2 separate regions of the Homo sapiens genome follow, and region 2 is linked to region 1. The links are chromatin contacts, found by Hi-C or POLR2A ChIA-PET in ENCODE. All regions are on one chromosome and are shown on one strand. The core of a region is the stretch at or near the end of the contact, and the rest is flanking DNA. Distances in the headings are between cores, read along the strand shown.

Region 1 (5,211 bases), core at 1,552-4,051:
TGAAAGGGTCTGTGTGGGTCCATGGCATCTTAAGGCCCAGACCAGCTCCTCCTTGACCATTTTCCTGGCCTCATCCCCTGCTCTGTAATTTGCTCACATGGTCCTGCCAGGCAGGGCCAGCCTCATGGGCTTGTAACCTGTGGAGTCACATGGTGTCCCATGCCCAGATGAGCCCTTGCACTTGGCTTCGTACTCTGCTGTCACTATCTTGGAATTCTTAATACCTTTTGAACAAGGGGCCCACATTTTCATTTTGCACTGAACCCCACAAAAATATAGCCAGTCCTGCCTCAGGGCTCAGGGAGGGGACAGGAGAGCTCTCAGTCATAGCTCGAGAGAGTCCTTAGCCCACCTCCCCAACCTCTCCCTGACTCAGGCCTCCACCACCATGGCGGGGGCTAAGTGACAGTCTCTCTTTTTTTTTGAGACAGAGTCTCGCTCTTGTTGCCCAGGCTGGAGTGCAATGGTGCGATCTCGGCTCATTGTAACCTCCACCACCCGGGTTCAAGCAATTTTCCTGCCTGAGTCTCCTGAGTAGCTAAGATTACAGGTGCTCGCCACCATGCCCGGCTAATTTTTGTATTTTTAGTAGAGATGGGGTTTCACCATGTTGGCCAGGCTGGTCTCAAACTCCTGACCTCAGGTGATCCTCCGGCCTTGTCCTCCCAAAGTGCTGGGATTACAGACGTGAGCCACTGCGCCCGGCCAAAGTGACAGTCTCTTAAGCACTTTGTGGACATCAACTTACTCTGAAACCTCCTGCACAATTATTTTTTTTAAAAATAATTGCTTCATTAAAATTATATACACTTATTGTGAAATTTTAAACAATGTAGAAAAATACCAAGAAGAAAGTGAAGAAAAAATGATTCAAATTCCATTATGAAGAGATCACTGTTATTAGCATTTTGGTGAACTTTATTATGGTGCTCTGTGTGTGCGTGTGTATTTATATATATTTATATTCACACCTATATATATGTATCTACACACATTTACCTACATATAGTTTTATGTAAATGGGATCATAATGTACATATTATATGTCTGTGTGTGTATATATATTTAACAATATATTAAGTTTTGGGCAGTTCAAGGTCCAGGACCTATAGATTTATTTCACTAATTCTGACAGTTGCATGGAGTTCCATTGCACTTTAAACCATCATAAATGACTGACCCAGTCCCCTGTAGCTGCATGTGGCAGCGGCTGCCACATGTTCACTCTTAAAAACAAGGCCATGGGGTCTGGGCGCGGTGGCTCATGCCTGTAATCCTAGCACTGTGAGAGGCTGAGACAGGCATATCACCTGAGGTCAGGAGTTCGAGACCAGCCTGGCCAAGATGGCAAAACCCCATCTCTACTAAAAATACAAAAATTAGTCAAGTGTCGTGGCAGGCACCTGTAATCCCAGCTACTCAGGAGGCTGAGGCTGGAGAATCGCTTGAACCTGAGAGACAGAGGTTTTAGTGAGCCGAGATTGTGCCACTGCACTCCAGCCTGGGTGACAGAGAGAGACTCTGTCTCAAAAAAACAAACAAACAAAAAACAAGGCTATGGTGAACATTCCTACAGATACACCTTTGGTGGGGAGGGCAATCCTGGGTTTCCTGTTCCCTTGTTTATAACGGAGGGGCTGAAACGTTCAGAAGCCCCGAGCAGTGGGCAGTTAGATGGGGGCATATTTCAACCCCTGGGGTTGAAGTGGTTGTTCCCAAACCTGACTGTATTTTCATTCTCCGAGGCACGTGTTGAATATCCCAACCCAAATCTCCGGGGACCCAGTCACCCTGCTGCCCTTTGCACAGGCCCCAGAGACTTGTTCTTTTTTTTTTTTTTTTTTTTAATTTTTGTTTGTAGAGATAGGGTCTTGCCATGCTGCTCAGGCTGGCCTTGAATGCCTGGGCTCGTGATCCTCCTGCCTTGGCCTCCCAAAGCGCTGGGAGTATAGGTGTGAGCCACCGAGCCCAGCTGACTTGCTTCTTTAAATTAGTTCCTAGCAGACCCACTTGTGCTTTCCTCCTTTGCCTCTGGCCCTGGGTGTCCTCTCTGAGAAGGGACAACGACAGCGCTCTGCTCTGAGGAGCTGGCTCAGTTGCCTGTCACTTGGATGATGCCTCGTGCCATAGCTTTGGACATCTCCATCAGCACTGCGTCCCCTGCCTTGCAGCACCTGACATAATGGCAGGTGCCCAACAAGTATCTTTGCATTGGATGAAAAGTCTTCTTGGCCAGGCGCAGCGGCTCACACCTGTAAACCCAGCACTTTGGGAGGCCGAGGTGGACAGATCACCTGACGTCAGGAGTTCAAGACCAGCCTGGCCAACATGGTGAAACCCTGTCTCTACTAAAAATACAAAAATTAGCCGGGTGTGGTGGTGGGTGCCTGTAATCCCAGCTACTTGGGAAGCTGAGACAGGAGAATCTCTTGAACCCAGGAGGCGGAGGTTTTAGTGAGCCGAGATCACACCACTGCACTCCAGCCTGGGCAACAAAGAGCGAAACTCTGTCTCAAAAAAAAAAAAAAAAAAAGAAAAGAAAAGTAGTTTCACATCCTTTTTTTTAAATTTCCCCTCAACATTTTATTATAAAGATTTTCAAACACACAGAAAAGTTGAATGCATTTTCCAGTGAACACCCACATATGTACCCCCTAGATGGCATTTTACTGTATCTCTTCATCACACAGCTCTGCATCTACCCATTACTTCATCTTATTGTTTTCCACCTTTCAAGGGGAGCCACAAACCTCAGTACACTTCACTCCCAAAGGTCTCCACATGTATATCATTAAGTAGCATTCAGGAATGCCTTTATAGTTCATTTTAGGTAAAATTTACATAGAGTGAAATGTTCCAATCTTAAGTGCACCATTTGCTGGATTGTGACAAATGCAGACATCTGTTAAATCAGACTCCTCCCAAGGGAAGGATGTTCCCGTCCCCTCAGAAGGTTCCTTCGTGTCCCTTGCCAGTCAGGCCACCCCCACACTGCCCCCTGCGGCAACCCCTGTTCAGGTTTTTATTTCATTATAGATGAGTGTTTCCTGTTCTAAAACTTCTTAGAAATGATTTGTACTGCAGGTGCCCTTCTGAATTCTGGCTTCTTTCCCTCCCTGTAGCGATTCTGAAATCTGTCCTCGTTGCTGTGGGTTTCAGTAGCTTGTCCCCTGCTGTTGCTGAGCGGGGTCCCCCTGTGTGCATGTACCTACCATGGGGTGTTCATCCCTCCCACTCTGTATCACTCAGCACACATTAAAACACCCTTATATACTATCTCTCACTCAACTCAATTTGCCTGAGGTCCCACTGCCAATTCAAGGGCAGTCAGGATTTGTCTCTATGTTTCCAGGCAGGGAACCCATCCAAAGGTCACCGATGAAGACCTGCCCAATCTTACTGGCCCTCCGGTGGCCTCTACTCAATCTGCCCCCTGCCCCAGCCAGCACTGCAGGGCTTCCTGACGGTGGTGGGTACGTTGGCTGCCTCGGCTTCCTCTCCTCATGTTCCCCCTTCAATTCACTGCAGGCTGGCTTTGGCTGCCCCTTCCCATCTTATCAGTCCTCCTAGTAACATCCAACGCGGCCACCCCCGCTGCTCAGAGAAACCTCCCCTCTGTTGCCCTCTGTGCTCACCCGCCTGCCTCCACGGCTGCTGCGACTCAGTTTCCTTGGCTGTCCCTCCTCTCGGTGACCTTCAGCGTTGAGGAGTCTTCAAGGTCTAGCTCTGGACAGTTGTCTCTGCTCTCTGAACTCTCACTTCCTACAAGGTTGCATCCAGAACCATGGCTTTAAATTCCACCCAGGTGCTGGTAACGCCACAGCCAGACCTTCCCTTAATTCCGGAATCTCCAGGCTTGGATAACCATAATCTCCACTTCAGGCTCAAATAATCCTCCCAAATTTAACAGCACCAGAAACAGAAGCCTTGGTTCCCCTCTCTAGTCTGATCCTGCCCTGCCCTCCCATCCCCAGTAAGTGGTCCCATGAACCCAGAGGTAGCTCAAGCCTGAAGCCTGGGGGTTGTTCTTGATTTCTCCCATGTCCTTGTCTCCTACATCTAACTTATTACCAATCCACAGAGCATCCATCTCCAAATCACATGCTTTTTTTAAACCATAGTGTGGAGGTATGATTGACACACAAAAAGCTGTAGGTTTTTTTTTTGTTTGTTTTGAGACGGAACTTTGCTCTGTCTCCCAGGCTGGAGTGCAGTGGTGTGATCTCGGCTTGCTGCAACCTCCACCTCCCAGGTTCAAATGATTCTCATACCTCAGCCTCCCGAGTAGCTGGGATTACAGGCATGAGCCACCATGCCTGGCTAATTTTTGCATTTTTAGTAGAGATGGGGTTTTACCATGTTGCCCAGGTGGTCTCAAACTCCTGACCTCAAGTGATCCACCCGCCATGGCCTCCCAAAGTGCTGGGATTACAGGCATGAGCCACCACGCCCAGCCTGTAGATATTTAATGTATACAACTTGATGGATGGAGATATGTACACACCTGCGAAAACATTCATCAAGGCCATAAACTTATCCATCACTCTAAGTGTCCTTCCGTCTCCTCTGTTTCTTTTTCATTTCCTTATGTGGTAAGAGGACTAAACATGAGATCTACTCTGTTAGCAAATGTGTAAGTGTACAGTACAGTATTGTTAATCACAGGCCCTAGTTGTACAGTAGATCTCCAGAATGTATTCATCCTGCGTAACTGAGACATTGTACCCTTTGACCAACATCACTCTGTTTCCCCCTCTTCCCAGTCCCTGGCAATCATCATTCTACTTTCTGCTTCTATGAGTTTGGCTGTTTTCCGTTCCATGTATAAGAGAGAAAGAGCAGTATTTGATTTTCTCTGTCTGAGTTACTTCAGGATCTCATCATGTCCTCCAGGTCCATCCATGTTGTCACAAATGGCAGGATTGATCCCTCTCTCCCTTCCTTCCTTCCCTCCTTTCTTCTTTCTTTCTCTTTTTTAGATACCGGGTCTCGCTCTGTTGCCCAGGCTGGAATGCAACAGTGCTGTCATAGCTCAGGGCAGCCTCCAGCTCCTGGGCTCAAGTGATCCTCCTGCCTCATCCTCTTGAGCAGTTCAAACTACAGGCATGCGCCATGATACCCGGCTAATTTTTAAATTTTTTGTAGAGACAGGATCTTGCTTTGTTGCCCAGGCTGGTCTCAAACTTCTGGTTTCAAGTGATTGATTCTCCT
Region 2 (5,211 bases), core at 1,088-3,587, 60 kb before region 1:
TCAGGTTCTGCCCAGAGTCCTGGGGGCGGTCAGGGGAAATTTGTCCTAGTCTTGACATTCTTAAGTACTCCAGGCCTTTTTTAGATGGTCTCTAAATGTGGGTTTGTCTGTTTGCTCCTGACCTGATGGAGGTTTGCATTTTGGCCAGGGCCTTTACCATAGGGCAGTGGTCCCCAGTCTCAGGTCCATGGCTTGTTAGGAAGAGGTGAGCCAGCATTGCCGCCTGAGGTTCGCCTCCTGTCAGATTAGCAGCAGCATTAGATTCTCATAGGAGTGCAAACCCAGTATTGTGAACTGGGCATGCAACAGGTCTAGGTTGTGCGCTCCTTAGGAGAATCAAATGCCTGATGATCTGATGTGGAATGGTTTCATCTGGAAGCCATCCCTTTCCACACCCCACCTTGTCCATGGAAAAATTGTCTTCCACGAAACCACTCCCTGGTGCCAATGACATGTCTTCAGGAGTTGTGTGTCTATTCCTTTGTTGATGACTGAGCACTTAGGGTGGTAATCTCCTTTACCTTTCTAATAAGTAATTCATGGTAAGACCATGAGACTAAAAACATTTTACCCACCACATTTAGCATCTGTTACAGCCAACTGGTATGAGGGTTGCAGAACTGATTTCAATACATACAGGGAGCATGTTTCTTAACATTTATCTGGTCTTCGTGTCTTGCCTCCCCAGCTATTTACAGGCGGCCACAGTGCCTTCTACCTTCACAGTACATACTTGGGAAACGGTGCACAAAATGAGTGAATTTAAACTTGGCAGTTGTAACTTCAGTCTGGGCTCCTAACCAAATCTGTCCTTCCTACCCATCTCCCCCATAATGTCCACAGCAGCCACCCACACACGCCCAGCATTCTGTTAGTGTAGAGCCAGCACTCCTGCAGTCAGGTTCCTGGGCCGCAGTGCTTGAGCACCAGTGTGATCAGCCCTGATTGGTGGAGCTCTGGCTGTTGGCCTCGGGGCCTTGGTGCATTTTCTTGAGACTAAACCTTGTCAAATGGACAGCAGAGGCATGAATCTTGAGTGCTGGGTCTGCTGCTCACCAAGTGATCTAGGCTGCCTCTCTCAGCTGACTGATCTGTGAGCTGGAGTCAGCACTTCAGAGGCCCCTCAAATTAGTTTTATGCCAGCAATCTCTAATACAGCCTTCATGGATGGTATGATTGTAGATGTTTTACCTGCTGTATTTGTTCCAAGGCTTTTCATTAAATTGCACCTGACAGTCACTTAGGAAATTTGAGGCACTCTGGGTCAGGGATGTAGTCACCTTTCCCCTTCTGTCAGTCACCTAGTGAGTTGCTACCTTTACCTGTATGTGAGGGTGCATTCATAGTGGTCTGGGGTGGGGGGATGGGTTTAGATGCTGACTGCGACCTGTGTGGTGTGCTGAGACCTGGAAAGGCAGGCAGGCACTTGGCAGCAGGAGGAACAGCATCAGGTGGGAATCCACAGCTATCTTGCTGGAGTGCAGGAGAGCATAGGTCCCACATTGAGAAATGGGAATTTGGGTCACTTCAGGGTGATGTGTGGAGAGGCTTTTGCTGTGTGCTTGTATGGTTCTGAGAACTAGTGATCCTCCAGGAAAACCCATGTGGGTGCACAATTCATAGGGAACCCTTGAAGGTTTCTAGAAATGGGAATGGGAAGTGGTTTCAGATGGGCTGCCTTAAGGCATCCAGGCCAAAAAGGCTGTGACTTGCCCAAGGCACGGCTGAGAAAGTTGCCTCGTGGCACACGCAAAACTGCACAGTTCACATGTCATACGATTTCATTAAAAGCTAGGATCCAGCCTGAGAAACAGCGCAACCGTGTCTACAAAAAATGCTAACCTACAGTGGTGGCATACACCTGGAGGGCTGAGGTGGTGGGAGGACTGCTTGTGCCCAGGAGTTCAAGGCTGTAGTAAGTTAAAATCACACCACTGTACTCCAGACTAGACAACAGGGACAACTGCCATCCACCTCCCCTCTCCCCGCCCTCCCCCACTCTGAAAAGCAAAATTAGGAGATTGTCACGAGGAAGGAAAGCACACCCCTGGTCTGTGAAGCCGTTGAGGTCATGTCAGACCACTGGGGTCGTTTGTGGTGACAGAGCACAAGCATTTGGCCAGTTCACCACCCAACACATTCACTTGTGCCATCTCAGGGTTTAGGGGTCTGTTTTCTGAACATTTGCCTTGCGCACCTTTTCTTTGTGAGGTTTCTTTGTGGTAATTCCCAGGCTCAGCTCTGTGAAGGGCGATTTCCGTTTGGAAGGAAACCTTGCACCATCCGCTTTCTGCCTGTAGGCGGCAGGGGCGACCCAGCACAGCCACCTGCCCACCCACAGCTGAGCAGGAGCCTGGTATCCCCGCAGAGCTGCTCAGATTATCAGCTTATAGCTAAGGTAGCAGGAAGAGAAATGTCAGGCTACTTGAGAGTTAAGTAGTTCTGAATGGTGTTTTCCCAGACCAGCAGTCCCCTCCAGGATTCCTGCGGGCTTCAGGTTTCTGGTTACCCAAGACACAACCTCCATTGCTGAGGCCATGCTGTTCGAGAACTCCCCATCTGAGCCTGGTGTCAAAACAGTTGTGATGTTGATGGGGGTTCACAGCCAGGCCATGTGATGTGTCTGGAAGGAAGTTGGGGGTGGTGGACAACATTTGGGCAGTGATCAGTTATGTCCTTTAGACACAGCTGGGTCTGCAAGGTCCAGGGGACGCCCTTCCCCATCCACTCCTCGCACATACACAAGGTGCCCCTTGCGTGGGTGAGCTGCCCACAGTGATTTCTTATTGGAGGTTTGGTTTGTCACCATTCAAAACCATTGACTTTTTTGGTTTTAATGTTTATTTCTAACTTTAATACATGTAGGGATTTAATGAAGTCCCCACATCTTGTAAAACAAAATAACAGTAAAATACCACATCTCAAGAATAAGTTATTAAATGTTTCTAGATTTTTTTCCTATCCGAATAGGAATTGTTTACAAAAAACGATTCAGGATGCCAGCATTGGGGTTGGATTCTGGAGGTTTTCTGCTGTTGGTTCTCTCTCTCCGTGGAGATCCATGGAGGAGTTTTCCTGAGGCCCCAAAACAGCTCTTTTGCATCTTTGTCCTTCCACGGCCTGCTTCCCATGAGGAAGAGGTGAGGGCCCCCTGCAGACAAGCACAGAGGCCCTGAGCCTCCCAGCCTCTTCCCTGCCTTCAGCAACCACCCCACCCAACCAAAGTCTTCATTAGCTAGAAGTTGTGAATGGTTTAGGTAGCTGTTTGGGAGGATTTTAATTTTTAATTGAGCCTTTCTTTTTTTTGGTTGGTTGGTTGTTTCTGAGACAGGGTCTCACTGTTGCCCAGGCTGGAGTGCAGTGGTGCGGTCATGGCTCATGACAGCCTCCAGCTCCTGGGCTGAAGCCATCCTCCCACCTCAGCCTCCCAAGTAACTGGGATTACAGGCACACGCCACCATGCCTGAGTAATTTTTTTAAAAAAATCTTTGTAGAGACGGGTCTTGTTATATTGCCCTGGGTGGTCTTGAACTCCTGGCCTCAAACAGTCCTCCCATCTCAGCCTCCCAAAACGGGATTACAGGCATGAGCCACTGCCCAACTGGGCCTGCCTTATTTTTTAATACATGCTTTACAAACCTCCTTTAAAGCTTCTTAAGTTGTGGGACCTGTAATATTCAGGCCAGGAAAATAACAGCCTGTAATCCTAGTCCACAGCCACTTCTGATAGTTGCCTTCCAGCTCTTATCCACGTTCATTAATACATTTGGTGTGTCCTCAGCTAAAGGAACAAAGGCCTGTTTGGGGGGATTTTTCGCATCAGTCAAAGGGTAGGGATTTGGGGGTTTGGGGTATAGAGTTTCCACTGAAACTTGCTGCAAGGAAATGGAGCAGGAGACTGGCCAGCTGCTTGGGTTTCAGGAACTGTTTATGAACGGCCTTACTTTTTAACTGTTACATTGCAGATCCTTTCCAGTTGTTCTGATGGGGTTTGGAGAGGGAATGGAGGTCATGTGTTTGTTGTTTACCCCATCCTCTCTACATTGCAAAAAGACAGGGAGGGGATGACCCATGCTCTGGACGGTCAACCTAAGACAGGGCAAAGTCAAGGAACAGTTAATAAGAACGGTGCTGTGCGGTGTTAGGCTGTGTATCAGTTACCCCTAAATCAGGCCGGATACCCATAGCAATTCTTGACATAGCTTCCCATTGCTCTGCCCTGCTGAAGTTAGGAGGTTTCTGCGAAGCAGTTGGCACACTTCGCATGAGGGTGGAAACCCGTAGCTAGAGCCAGCCTTCAAGATTCCAGCTGGATGCAGCTGCAGCTCCCGGGGCCTCTCAGCTCCTTGGATTTGTTGATTGTATCATGATCCCGTGATTCAGTCCTGTTGGGAGGCAGGTGGCTGGACATTTATCTGGGGGCAGAAAAAGTGTCAGAAGTAGGAGAAAGAATACACAAAAAAGACCCTAAGGGGAGGAGAGGAAAGGAGCCAGAGAGAGCCTGCAGACAGCAATGTAGGAAGCCCCATTCCTGCCTTCCTATGAAGCTGATCTTGGCCTGCTCAGCGAATGCCTCAGAAGACAGGAAATCCCAAGCCTGCAGTCTCGAGAAAAACATTGGAAACGCCTGCTGCGAATCCCAACAGGGCTCGCGCTATGTGTTTTTCTAAAGTCTGGTTCATGTCTGCAGTGCTTTTGACCCCTTTTGCACTGTCTGTTAAAGCACTTGTCGCCATAGGAGGGGGCGGGGGAGTGAAACTGACCAGATGTGACTCGCCTCAGAATTGGGGGCAAGAGGTGAAGCTGGTGTGAGGGGAGGGGCTACTTGCAAGGGTCCTTGTTGCAGGGAAGAGGGAAATAGGGTCCAGAAGCTGGGATCGTCATGCCAACTCCACCACCAAGTACTAGGCTGGGGTCTGATTTCAGTTTAGTTTAGGGCTAGGTACAACCTAAGGAAACTCCCAGACTCTGCCTTCACCCCCTACGTTTTATTCACTTGCAACAGCCAAAGGAATCTTCTTCGCACATGAGTCAGATTGTGACCCTACTCTGCAAATACCCTTCATGACTCCCTGTTTGACTCAAAGCCCCAGTCCTTCCAACAACTACAAAGCCCTACGTGATTTGATGTCCCCAACTCCAACGTTGTATTTTCCAACAATATTTCCAGTCCCGTATACTCTTCTGTAATGTGATCTTGCAGCTTTCCCA

Evidence for each region. A loop is a pair of places that touch in the nucleus more often than their neighbours do. ChIA-PET counts read pairs that join two places held with the same protein, here RNA polymerase II (POLR2A). Pooled maps may share reads with other maps.
Region 2: a loop to region 1 is called in a pooled map, with 3 times the contacts of the local background. The contact joins two enhancer-like sites. A Hi-C loop is called at or near these places in 1 of 168 maps with a recorded cell type or tissue (HepG2) and 3 of 50 pooled maps. POLR2A ChIA-PET finds 5 or more read pairs at or near these places in 4 of 52 experiments (AG04450, H1, HepG2 and 1 more).

Annotation. Positions count from the first base shown.
Region 1 is chr20:17,876,806-17,882,016 of GRCh38, reverse strand. It overlaps LOC105372548 (a long non-coding RNA gene), which reads right to left. Exons shown (of 4, transcript XR_937297.3): 3 at 3,636-3,762. Among named protein-coding and RNA genes, the nearest start is that of SNORD17, 84 kb to the left of the region's middle. Within about 2 kb of position 2,801, at least 4 of the 41 ENCODE cell types and tissues checked have a DNase peak (open chromatin) inside an H3K27ac peak, as active enhancers do.
Region 2 is chr20:17,936,302-17,941,512 of GRCh38, reverse strand. No RefSeq gene overlaps it. Among named protein-coding and RNA genes, the nearest start is that of SNORD17, 24 kb to the left of the region's middle. RefSeq lists enhancers at 429-1,020, 996-1,085, 1,116-1,205, 2,446-2,575, 2,208-2,801. Within about 2 kb of position 2,337, at least 11 of the 41 ENCODE cell types and tissues checked have a DNase peak (open chromatin) inside an H3K27ac peak, as active enhancers do.